2 separate regions of the Mus musculus genome follow, and region 1 is linked to region 2. The links are chromatin contacts, found by Hi-C or POLR2A ChIA-PET in ENCODE. All regions are on one chromosome and are shown on one strand. The core of a region is the stretch at or near the end of the contact, and the rest is flanking DNA. Distances in the headings are between cores, read along the strand shown. Region 1 overlaps Mprip (myosin phosphatase Rho interacting protein). Region 2 holds the start of Mprip (myosin phosphatase Rho interacting protein).

The links. Hi-C counts contacts between places; a loop is a spot of excess contacts on that map. ChIA-PET counts read pairs that join two places held with the same protein, here RNA polymerase II (POLR2A).
Region 1: POLR2A ChIA-PET joins it to region 2 with 60 read pairs in Patski. The contact joins the enhancer-like site here to the promoter of Mprip in region 2. A Hi-C loop is called at or near these places in 1 of 37 maps with a recorded cell type or tissue (left cerebral cortex). POLR2A ChIA-PET finds 5 or more read pairs at or near these places in 1 of 5 experiments (Patski).

The regions. Positions count from the first base shown.
Region 1 is chr11:59,755,658-59,760,889 of GRCm38, forward strand. It overlaps Mprip (myosin phosphatase Rho interacting protein), which reads left to right. Exons shown (of 24, transcript NM_001368931.1): 16 at 1,867-5,232. Among named protein-coding and RNA genes, the nearest start is that of Gm51899, 11 kb to the right of the region's middle. Within about 2 kb of position 3,698, at least 3 of the 3 ENCODE cell types and tissues checked have a DNase peak (open chromatin) inside an H3K27ac peak, as active enhancers do; they include left cerebral cortex, where a contact is called at or near this core.
Region 2 is chr11:59,659,417-59,665,060 of GRCm38, forward strand. It overlaps Mprip (myosin phosphatase Rho interacting protein), which reads left to right and starts at 3,091. Exons shown (of 24, transcript NM_001368931.1): 1 at 3,091-3,532. The coding sequence starts at 3,410.

The DNA.
Region 1 (5,232 bases), core at 2,448-4,947, 97 kb after region 2:
TGTCCTTCTCCTCAAGGCATCTTCCAGAACTCTGCTGCACTCGGATTCCTAGGGTACCCCTGATGTGGATAGCCTGGGGTGAGGACAGGCGTTGGGCTTCCTAGGACCCACGCTAGCTCTGGGACATGAAGGAGGTGAAATGTTGTCCTGGGTACTGCCATGGTGTTGGGGAACAAAAATGTGACGGAGAATGGAATAGGTTGGTAGAACTGAACTGAAGCTCTCAGCAAAGACCAAAGATAAGGTACTGGTTTAAGATTGCTGTTACGGGCCCAGGTTCTAGTCTCAACTCTTCCCACTGATCCCAGAAGTACACTCCTTTCCATACAGTAGCAGCCTTCTGCCTGTGTAATGTAGAACTTGCTCTCCAAAGACCTTCAGCTTTCAAAGATCTGTAGTCTCTGCCAAGTTGCTCGCTGACATGCCCACACCTTTGTATACTAACCTTAATCTTTGTCATCAAGTTGCTAGTGGACCTGGAGTCCTTCACTCCCCTCAACCAAAGACCTACTTTACCTTCATGGCTATCCCTCACACTGCTGTTGTGTTCTGGCTTATCTTTGTCCCTGATCTGACATTATTGTACCATCTTCCCTTCCAGCCAACTCACTGTTGTCCTACTTCAGACCTTGCCTGGAATTGGCCATGGCCAGGCATCTCCCTTCTACACAGCCCACTCAGAAAGCCTTTAGGGTATTCAGACCATGCCTAATTAAAGGTCATTTTCTTAAGCCTGTTTTGGTTCCATCATACAAGACTTGACTTCATACTTGGTGGTAAAGACACCACTAAGGAGCTTTGCACATTGCTAACTTGTGTATCTATCATGGACCTTCGTGTGCATCTACACTCAATAGCCTTGCTCAGCATGGGGGCAGCTTCCTGCTGAGCCTAATAATACCCATGAGCTTCAAAATGCTTACAGTCAAAAGTGAAAGGGGGAAAGGGGCTTTGCGGGCGCTTGAGGGTTCAGTGATGCAAGCTCGGGGTAGGGTGCTGTGCTAACTGCTGGGAGGGCTGCATGCTTTGGTGAATGTGGTGTGGAACTGGAACCTACCTGAGTGTCACATCTGTGGCTTCCCCACCAGCAGACTGAGGGAGCCTGGGCAGGCCACATTCTAGGTGAGGCTGGCCTGACTTAGCTGTATTGTCTCCTCTTTATACTCATTAGTTCTGTCTCTTGTGTGTCTCTCAGTATGGGGAGTTTTGTGTTTTATTTTGGGTTTTGCATGTTTCACTCTTATTTTGAGCTTTATGAGGGTTTGTTTTATTACATTTTGCTTCATGATCTGCATTCCCCTTGTTCTGTCTTCTTGCAGGTAGAGATTAGTTTTCTCCTTACGGTGGAGGCCTGACTACGCTTTCTAAAGGAAATGTCCAATGTTACTTTGCTGACATCTCTCGAGTAGTTACCTGCCTTCCTTCTCTTCCTGTCACAGAAGGAAGTGACGTCACTTTCTTGTGCCTTAGGCCTTGTGCTGCTTTAAACATGTGGTCTAGAACTGCATACTTTGTTTTGCAAAATCAATTATTTGGTCCTTCAGCCTCTGTTGTACTTCTCAGTGTGTTCCATTATTCAGCTTTATTTGGTTTATTTCTTCTAGACACTGTTCAGTTAGAGCTGTTTTATTGGTGTTTTTGTCCTGTGTTCTGTTTATGTGGAAGCAGCTATATTTACCCAAAACAAAACAAACAAAACCCACATTAATTTGAATTTTTTTCTTTAAATGAAGAAAAAAAGTTGTGCAAAGGATTAAAGGCAAACCCACAAAGGAGCTTTTCTATGATTGATCCTGGCCAGAGGTGTGACACTCAGAACAGGGTGGCCTGAGTGTTACTAACCAGTATTTAATCGGTTTTTTTAAGACTGAAGTGGCCACCTCTCCATCGGGTGCCTGGCAGAGGCTCCATAGAGTCAACCAAGACCTGCAAAGTGAGCTGGAAGCTCAGTGCCGGCGGCAGGAGCTCATCACACAGCAGATTCAGACCCTGAAACACAGCTATGGGGAGGCCAAGGATGCAATCCGCCACCATGAGGCTGAGATTCAGACCCTGCAGACGAGACTTGGTAATGCCGCTGCAGAGCTGGCCATTAAGGAGCAGGCTCTAGCCAAGCTCAAGGGTGAGCTGAAGATGGAGCAGGGCAAGGTTCGTGAGCAGCTGGAGGAATGGCAGCACAGCAAGGCCATGCTGAGTGGCCAGCTGAGGGCCAGTGAGCAGAAACTCAGAAGTACAGAAGCCCGGCTGTTAGAGAAGACACAGGAACTCAGAGACCTGGAAACACAACAGGCATTGCAACGGGATCGACAGAAGGAGGTGCAGAGGCTGCAGGAATGCATTGCTGAGCTCAGCCAACAGCTGGGTACCAGTGAGCAAGCCCAGCGTCTGATGGAGAAGAAGTTAAAGAGGAACTATACATTGTTGCTGGAGAGCTGTGAGCAAGAAAAGCAGGCACTGCTGCAGAACCTGAAGGAAGTAGAGGACAAGGCCAGTGCCTATGAGGATCAGCTACAAGGCCATGTGCAGCAGGTGGAGGCCCTCCAGAAAGAGAAGCTGAGTGAAACGTGCAAAGGCAGTGAGCAGGTACATAAGCTAGAGGAAGAGCTGGAGGCCCGAGAGGCCAGTATCCGCCAGTTAGCCCAGCATGTACAGAGCCTCCATGATGAACGGGATCTCATCAAGCATCAGTTTCAAGAGCTCATGGAACGTGTGGCCACATCCGATGGGGATGTGGCTGAGCTCCAAGAGAAGCTGAGGGGAAAGGAAGTTGACTATCAGAACCTTGAGCACTCACACCACAGGGTCTCTGTCCAGCTACAGAGCGTGCGCACTCTGCTGAGAGAAAAGGAAGAAGAGCTGAAGCACATTAAGGAAACACATGAGAGAGTTCTGGAAAAGAAAGACCAAGACCTCAATGAAGCTTTAGTTAAAATGATTGCCTTGGGCAGCAGCTTAGAGGAAACAGAAATTAAGCTGCAGGAAAAGGAAGAGTGTCTAAGGAGGTTTGTGAGTGATTCTCCAAAGGATGCCAAGGAGCCTCTGAGTACCACAGAGCCAACAGAGGAGGGCAGTGGCATTTTGCCCTTAGGCTCAGTCACCAGAGTATTTCCTGGCTTTCCTCACTCTCAGCCAGAGGATGAAGATCCAAGTGCTGGCCTGGGGGAAGAAGGGAGCAGTGGTAGCCTCAGCAGAGAGGAAAACACCATACTCCCAAAGTCAGCTGATATGCCCGAGAGGGAGGGGCATCTGCAGAGCACATCTAAGTCTGATCCAGGAGCTCCTATAAAAAGGCCAAGAATCAGGTTCTCCACAATCCAGTGTCAAAGATACATACACCCCGAGGGGTGTGCAAAGGCATGGACTAGCAGCACATCATCAGATACCAGCCAGGACCAGTCACCCTCAGAGGATAGTGTGTCCTCAGAAGCTACCCCGAACACACTGCCAGCAGCTGCAGATGCTGAAACCTACATCTCTATAATCCACTCTCTGGAGACGAAGCTCTATGTCACAGAGGAAAAGCTCAAAGACGTAACTGTGAGGCTGGAAAGCCAGCAGGGGCAGAGTCAGGAGGCATTGCTTGCACTGCACCAGCAGTGGGCTGGCACAGAGGCACAGTTGCGAGAGCAGCTCCGTGCCAGCCTGTTACAGGCTAGCGCTCTGGCCTCTCAGCTAGAGCAGGAAAGACAACAGAAGGCCACAAACATTGAACACCACCCTGGGGAGCTGGAAGACTTCCAAGCCAAAAATAGCCAAGCCCTGACATGCTTAGAAAACTGCTGGAAAAAGCTAAGGTCTTTGCCATGGGCTGACCAGGAGGAGGGCCAGGATGCATGTGCAGCCTCCCTGGCTAACATAGAGAGTATGCTTGTGAGTGCCATCAAGGCCCTTCAACCATGGGCTTCCCCTGCAGAGAGCAGGACGCAGGCTGAGCAAGAGAAGGAGCACCCCATAGAAAGTGGTATGGCAGCCCCTGTGCAGCAGCCCTGTCAGCCCATCTTGAATGAGCAGGAACACAGGAAGCTGCTTTCTGCTCAGATAGTCCTGGAGGCCTCACTCATCAACCAGATAGCTGACTCTCTAAAAAATACCACTTCAGATGTCTATGGTGTTCTCTGTGAGCTTACTCAGTCAGGGGAGTGGCCACTGAAGGAAGAAAGTGCTGCCCCCTCTGCTGGGGCTCCAGTGGAGATCTGGGCCAAGAAGGTACTGGTGAATGGTGAGTTCTGGAGCCAGGTCGAGTCACTAAGTAAACACCTAGGGACACTGGGAGAAGAAACAGCCTGCACATCAGGAGACAGGCAGCAGCATACTCCCCAAAGTCTGGCTGATGCCACATGGATTCGTGCAGAGCTCAGCTATGCCACACAATCAGTAAGAGAATTGTTCCACCATAGGCTGCAGAGCATACAGGAGACCCTACAAGGGACCCAGGCAGCCCTACAGCAGCACAAGTGCATGCTGGGAGAAATCTTGGGAGCCTACCAAACCCCAGACTTTGAAAGAGTAATACAGCAGATCTTAGAAACCCTCAGGCATCCAACTGGCAGGGAGGACCAGGTACAGACATCCTGGGACCAGAACCCATTAGGAGAGATACTGAGGCCAGGCACAGATGGCTCCCAAGAGCCTTTGCAGGCTTTGCATCAGAGCCCTGAAGTCCTTGCTGCCATTCAGGATGAGCTGGCCCAGCAGCTGAGAGAAAAGGCTAGCATCCTTGAGGAGATTTCAGCTGCCTTGCCAGTCCTGCCTCCTACAGAGCCACTTGGGGGTTGCCAGAGGCTTCTGCGGATGTCCCAGCATCTCTCATATGAATCTTGTCTAGAGGGCCTTGGTCAGTATTCTTCATTACTGGTTCAAGATGCAATTATTCAAGCTCAAGTGTGCTATGCAGCATGCAGAATTCGGCTGGAGTATGAAAAAGAGCTGAGATTTTACAAGAAGGCCTGTCAGGAGGCTAAGGGGGCTTCAGGCCAGAAACGTGCACAAGCAGTTGGGGCCCTGAAGGAAGAGTATGAAGAACTTCTCCACAAGCAGAAGAGTGAGTACCAGAAGGTTATCACCCTCATTGAAAAAGAAAACACTGAGCTCAAGGCCAAAGTGAGCCAGATGGACCATCAGCAGAGATGTCTACAAGAAGCAGAAAACAAACACAGTGAGAGCATGTTTGCCCTACAGGGCAGGTATGAAGAGGAGATCAGGTGCATGGTGGAACAGCTGAGCCACACTGAA
Region 2 (5,644 bases), core at 1,841-4,340:
GCTAGGAGTTGGCTGTGTACCCACTCTCTGCTAGGCACTGAACTAGGTGGGGAAACGCAGTGGTAACCCTGCCCTAGCTCTGCCCTAGAGATGCTGAGGCGAGTGGAATTTTAAACCTCTTCAGTGTTGTCCAATTTCATTCCTTGCATCTCTGACTGACACTGCTCTAGTTCTGGCCACATCTGTATTCTTTGGTCTTTCGTAATCATTTCCTGATGGATGCCATTTCCAAACTTCTCTTGCCATTTATCTCCCAGACCAAAGGTCTCTATGCGAGTGCCTAGTCACAAGAATCCACGACTGCGCTGGGACCTGGTTCAGCGGGAGAACCCTCACGAAGCATGTTCAAGACCATGGGTACCACCCAAAGCTGCACACTGCCAGCCTGAATACTTCAATTCTCACATACAAAGTACTTAATTATCACCATAGGCAAGGTCTTATTGTGCCCTGAGCCCAATGAGCCTCTTCTTTCAAATAGTCACGAGATAATAGTACCCACCAGCAGCAGCATACCTGCCTCCTTAGGGAGGCTGCGCTTGTACCACTCACTCATCCTCCTAATGCCTCCTCCTTCAGGGCTGTTTGAATCTCCAGCAACACCTTAATGGCATCCAGGCTTCTGTTTGTTTACACAGACTGGTCTGGATGTCCTGAGCCAAGTGCCCTGCTGTGGTGATCTGGAACATCTCTCCTCCTCCTTCTCCAGGCAGAGTCTTCCTCAGTTTTGGACTGTCCAGGGTCCTGCCTTTTCCAGAAGCCCCCGCGCTCAGTCTACTATGGAGTCAGGGGTTTCCTAGGCAGGGCCCTGCGACTTTCCAGTGGAAGGTTTCTGTTTGCCTCTTGTTTTTATCAGTTTTCATTTGCTTGAGGTCGAGCTCTTGTCAGGCTACCAGCCTCAGGATCCCTGAATCACTCTTCCTCATACCCACAGCTGTGACACCAGTGGTATGTGGCTGGCCTGGACAACGTATGCTGGGCATTTTCTTAATAGGGTAGCCTTGATTGGCCCCAAGAAACGGGTAGAACTTTAAAATATATATTTTTTGAAAACTTGTAATTAGATTTTAAATGTATTTCGTGTGTGTGTGTGCGCGTGCGCGCGCGCACATACGCACACACTGTAGCACACACTGTACTACTCATCTGGAGGTCTGAGGACAACTTTCAGGAGTTTGTGCTGTCCTTCCACCATGTGGCTTCAGGGGACTCATCTCAACTCATCAGGTGTGGTACCAAAGGCCTTTACGCGCCTTGCAATCTTGCTGGCTCTAAGTCTTTCTTTTAAACAGCTTGTACATGCTCATAAAACAAAACCCGAAAGGAACAAAAAGGTTTTATATTGAAAATTTAAAAGTAGGTCACCTCCCAATAACCCAGTTCTTCTCCCCAGAGGCCACCACTGGTATCACTTTCCGAGTATTCGGTGCAGACAAGAACCGTCAGTCTCCCTTTACCCCTTCCCCGTCTTTATTCTGGAAAAAAATTTAAATCAACAAGGTCGCAAGGATAGTCCAGTAAACACCCTTTCCCAAAATTCACCAATTAACAATTGGCCACATTATGTGAAGTATTTTGCAAAGATGATTATCACCTAATGCTTGCAACACCTTACATTCATGTCAGTTTTGTCCATGTGGTCAGTGAGGTGCCAGTGAGGGCAAAAGACCTGCCCACAGCTGGATCAGAGCTGGGCTTTCCCCTCAGGCTGCAGGCACACTTTGATCTGGGCTCCTTCATTCCTGATTCCTTGTGCAGGAGAGCATTTCTTTCTCAAAATGGAAATGCACCTCCCCGGGGTAGTCACCAGATGACCAGTGGAAAAGTACGCAACTCTGAAGGCATTTCTCTCCTAAAGCCTCCTTGTGACCTGAGCGCAGCTGCTCTCAGTGCCACCACCTGCTCCAATATCACCTCCATTGTGAAGAATGAGTTAGTTCAGCCTGTTAAAAAACACAGGCTGACTTCTGGAACTGCCAGCCAGCTGAGCCTGGAATCTCAGGTCAAAGTGATTCCTCCTTTCTGTCTTGCCTCCCTCACTCTTTCCCTTTCCTCTCCTCCTTAGCCTCCTTATAAAGGTCTCATTACGGTCCAGACTGGCCTTAAACTCTCCACCCTCCTAGATCTACTTTCAGAGTTCTGGGACCACATACTCCTTTCTTGTTCCTCCTCCCCACACTTACACCTGCATACCTTGGGAACAGTTCTGCATGCTCTCTGCTTAGATCCATTTCACTGCTGCTGGGAACAATTTGCCTCCTAAGGAGCAGGGGTTGTCCCCCTCCATCCCCCTCCCCTCCGCCCATTCTGGACTCCTCTGTCGTTTCCTTTCCAAGTGGCCTTTTGCCTGGGAGTCTGGACAAGAGTGGCCTGTAGTATATAGTTCAGGCCCTTCTTGCAGAGTGACCTTGCACAAGCTATTCGCAGTGTCTGAGCTTTTGTCTCCTCAAGCACAAAACGGAGGTAAGAGTGCGTACGTAACTCTAGCAGAATTGGGCTCCCATAATAGAATTGACAACTCCTCACGGCTGCTGACATCTTCTAGTCACCTCGGAAACACTACGTCTTATTACTTAACTGCTCCGCGCGCCTCAGTTTCCTTACGTAAAACCGGAATGGTCACGGGAAGGTTATGGAACTTTAATGATCTAAAACACGGGAAGCACTTGAAACAATTTCTAGTCTTTATGGTGGCATCTGGGTCGACCACAGACCTAGCACACAGTAGGGGCGCAGGCTAGACGAGGCAGAAGGCCGCAGCGAAGAGACTACGAGAAAGACAGGGGCCCGCAGGGAGACCGCGGAGATCTCCGGCGTCCTTCCGGGAGCAGCCCAGCCCAACGCCGCAGCTGTCAGGCCGCGGGCGGCGGCGCCAGTCCACCAAACCTGAAAGTTCCATCCCAGCGCCTCCACCTTCCCAGCCTGGACAAGTTACCTTGCGCCCGCTGCTCCCGGTCCCGCCCCCGTCATCCATTGGTCGACGGGTTTCTTTGTTAGCAGGAGCGTGCGGGTGCCATTGGCTCGCGGGGCTGCCGGTTGCGGTGCCCCGCCCCACCCCGCCCCTCCCCGAGTGCGCGCGGCGCCCAGCTCGGTTCGTTCGCGGTGGCGGCGGGCGCCGGGTGAGCGCGACGGCTGGACTTGCCGGCCGGCGCCTTGGGGGCGGCCGCGGTGGAGCCAGCGGCCGGAGGCCGCGTCCGTCCATGGGCCCACAGCGGCCGGGCGGCGGGGCGGGGCGCGAGGCGGCGCGCGCGCTCTGAGGCCGCGGCGAGCAGGCGGGGCGCGGCGCGAGAGGGGAGGCCTTTCCGGGCCTGCGGCGGCCAGCGCAAAATGCGGCGGCGGCCGCGCTGAGTCCCCGACCCCCGGGAGAGCGCTGGGCCGTGGCGGCCCGCTCCGCGGCCGCCTAGCCGACATGTCGGCGGCCAAGGAAAACCCGTGCAGGAAATTTCAGGCCAACATCTTCAACAAGAGCAAGTGTCAGAACTGCTTCAAGCCCCGCGAGTCGCATCTGCTCAACGACGAGGACCTGACGCAGGTGAGCTGCCGCGGGTGCGGAGCTGAGAGTCCTGCCTGCGAGTCGTGCCGGGGAGCGCAGAGCCTGCGAAGGCCAAGAGAGAATAAAAATGGAGCAGGGAAAAAAAATGCGTGAGAGTTGGGGGATGGGGTTGGAATGGGGGCGGGAAGAGTATCGATAGAGCTGGGACAAAGGGAAAATCCTCAAGAATGCCGAAAAATAACATCCTTTCCCGTTCCCATAGCTCTGCCGTGTGATTCATGCTTGTTGGGTGACTCAAAAAAATGTCTGGTTTCCCTGGATAGGAACAAAGTGGGGCTTGCTTGCCACTTGTCAGTACTACCCCCCCCCTCGCCCCCCTCGCGACTTGTCTTGGGACTGGACGCAGACTTGGCCACCAAACTGTCCCAGGAATTGGCATGTTTGCGTGGGTCACCAGTTTCCATCTTGTGGAATAGAGCCTGCTCTCCTTCTAAGTCACTGTCACCGTCAGGGTCTGAAGAGAGATGAGGTGTTTCTCTTCAGATGGGTGGGTCTTGCTCTTGAACTGAAGGTAGGAATAGCTTTTGTCGAGGGGTAGGGGCTTCCCTTCTTGGTTTTGCTTTCTGGCCCAGGAGACCAAGAAGACCTGTACATTCTGGGGAAAGTTGGTTTCCCCCTCTGTCTGCCCTTAATTTGTTAGTCAGGATTTTGGACCAGGTTAGACGCTCTTCCTAACCCGTGTCAAAGTCACAGTCATGGAAAACAGAGTTCCAGACCTCCAAGTCACAGTCATGGAAAACATTGTCCTAGATTGCCAAAGACCTCCAACCCCGGAGCAGTGTAGGAGATTGGGAATTTGTGTTGGTACAAGGTCTCCAATTTGGGCAACTGGCCCTTGGGAACTGGTTGCTCTCCCGTTTCTGGTGTTGAGGATTCCTGGCCTTGTTTGCAGCACTTTGGGAAAGCACTATATATCCTGCTCCCCTTTCCCCTCGCCCACTTCCTTTGCCCCCTGCTTGCTGACTTCAGTGGAGTTCCCCACACGGTCCAGCCAGTGCCACCTAGTTGTAGCCACTCCTTTTGGAAAGAGCTGTTTAGACTGAAAACATTGCTTTGAAGTGCCCTGGTTTGGCTGTTTTTAAAGCCTTTATGGGCAAGCAGGCAGGCAAGCAAGGTTTGACTTGTTTTATGGGGCAAACTAGAGTGGAGTAGTAGGGCAGGGGTTATGGCCTCTTTCTCTGAGGTCAGATTTCCAATAGCCAGGAAGCAATCAGGAAGCTTAACCAGACTCTCCAAGTCTCAGTCATTGATTTGTGAGAATGCCAAGGGCCTTAGAGACCTGTCTATTTGGGAAGGGTAGGACTCTTGAAGAGAGAGAAATGTGATTTCCTCTTCTCATTTGGATCCTGTTCAGGGAAGCAGTATATGGGATATGCGGTTACTGCTTGTGACTTTCTGAGGTCTGACCTTGAATGAGGCCTTTACCTCTGTTTTAATTTCCGTATCAGTAAACTGGTAGTGGTGATATGAAAAACAAGAAATATGTTTTATTGAGCTTTCCCCCTTATAGTTTAACAAACTGAAAAACCACCCATAGAACAGTCAACTTTGATTTAAGAAGTTTCTGGCCTTGCCAAAGGCTGTTTTGAGGGAGGTTTGTAAGTTTCCAGGTTATTTGAAGCAACTGCCTAAACTGGCAATTAGTTATTTATGCTACACACGGGCTGTTTTTCTGATTCTTAAATGAATGAGAGGAATTTAAATGTTTGAGTCTGTTAAAAAAAAATCTGTCAATTATTAGTTTAATTCAAGGGATGAAGCAAATTGAAAGTATTAAACTCTCAAGTTTGTTGTTTTCAAAATGATTGCACTTTGAAACAGGCCTGAGACCTCCAGGGCACTGGAACAGTAGTTCCTAAAATACTGGGTAGGGTTATTTGTGTGGGGAGAGATTAGCCCAGTCTTCTAGCTCCTGGGATCTTTCAGGAAGGAGCTGCTCTTGAAAGGAGAGCGGGGAGGCTGGAGGCTCTTGCCAACAGCATTTGTCCCTGCTCTGTATCCGCTTCTCCCAGAGCAGAGCCTTTTGCTCTCCTTATGACTCCATTAGAAAACCTCAGCCAATTGGTTCCTGTCAGCCTCCCCCAACCCCCT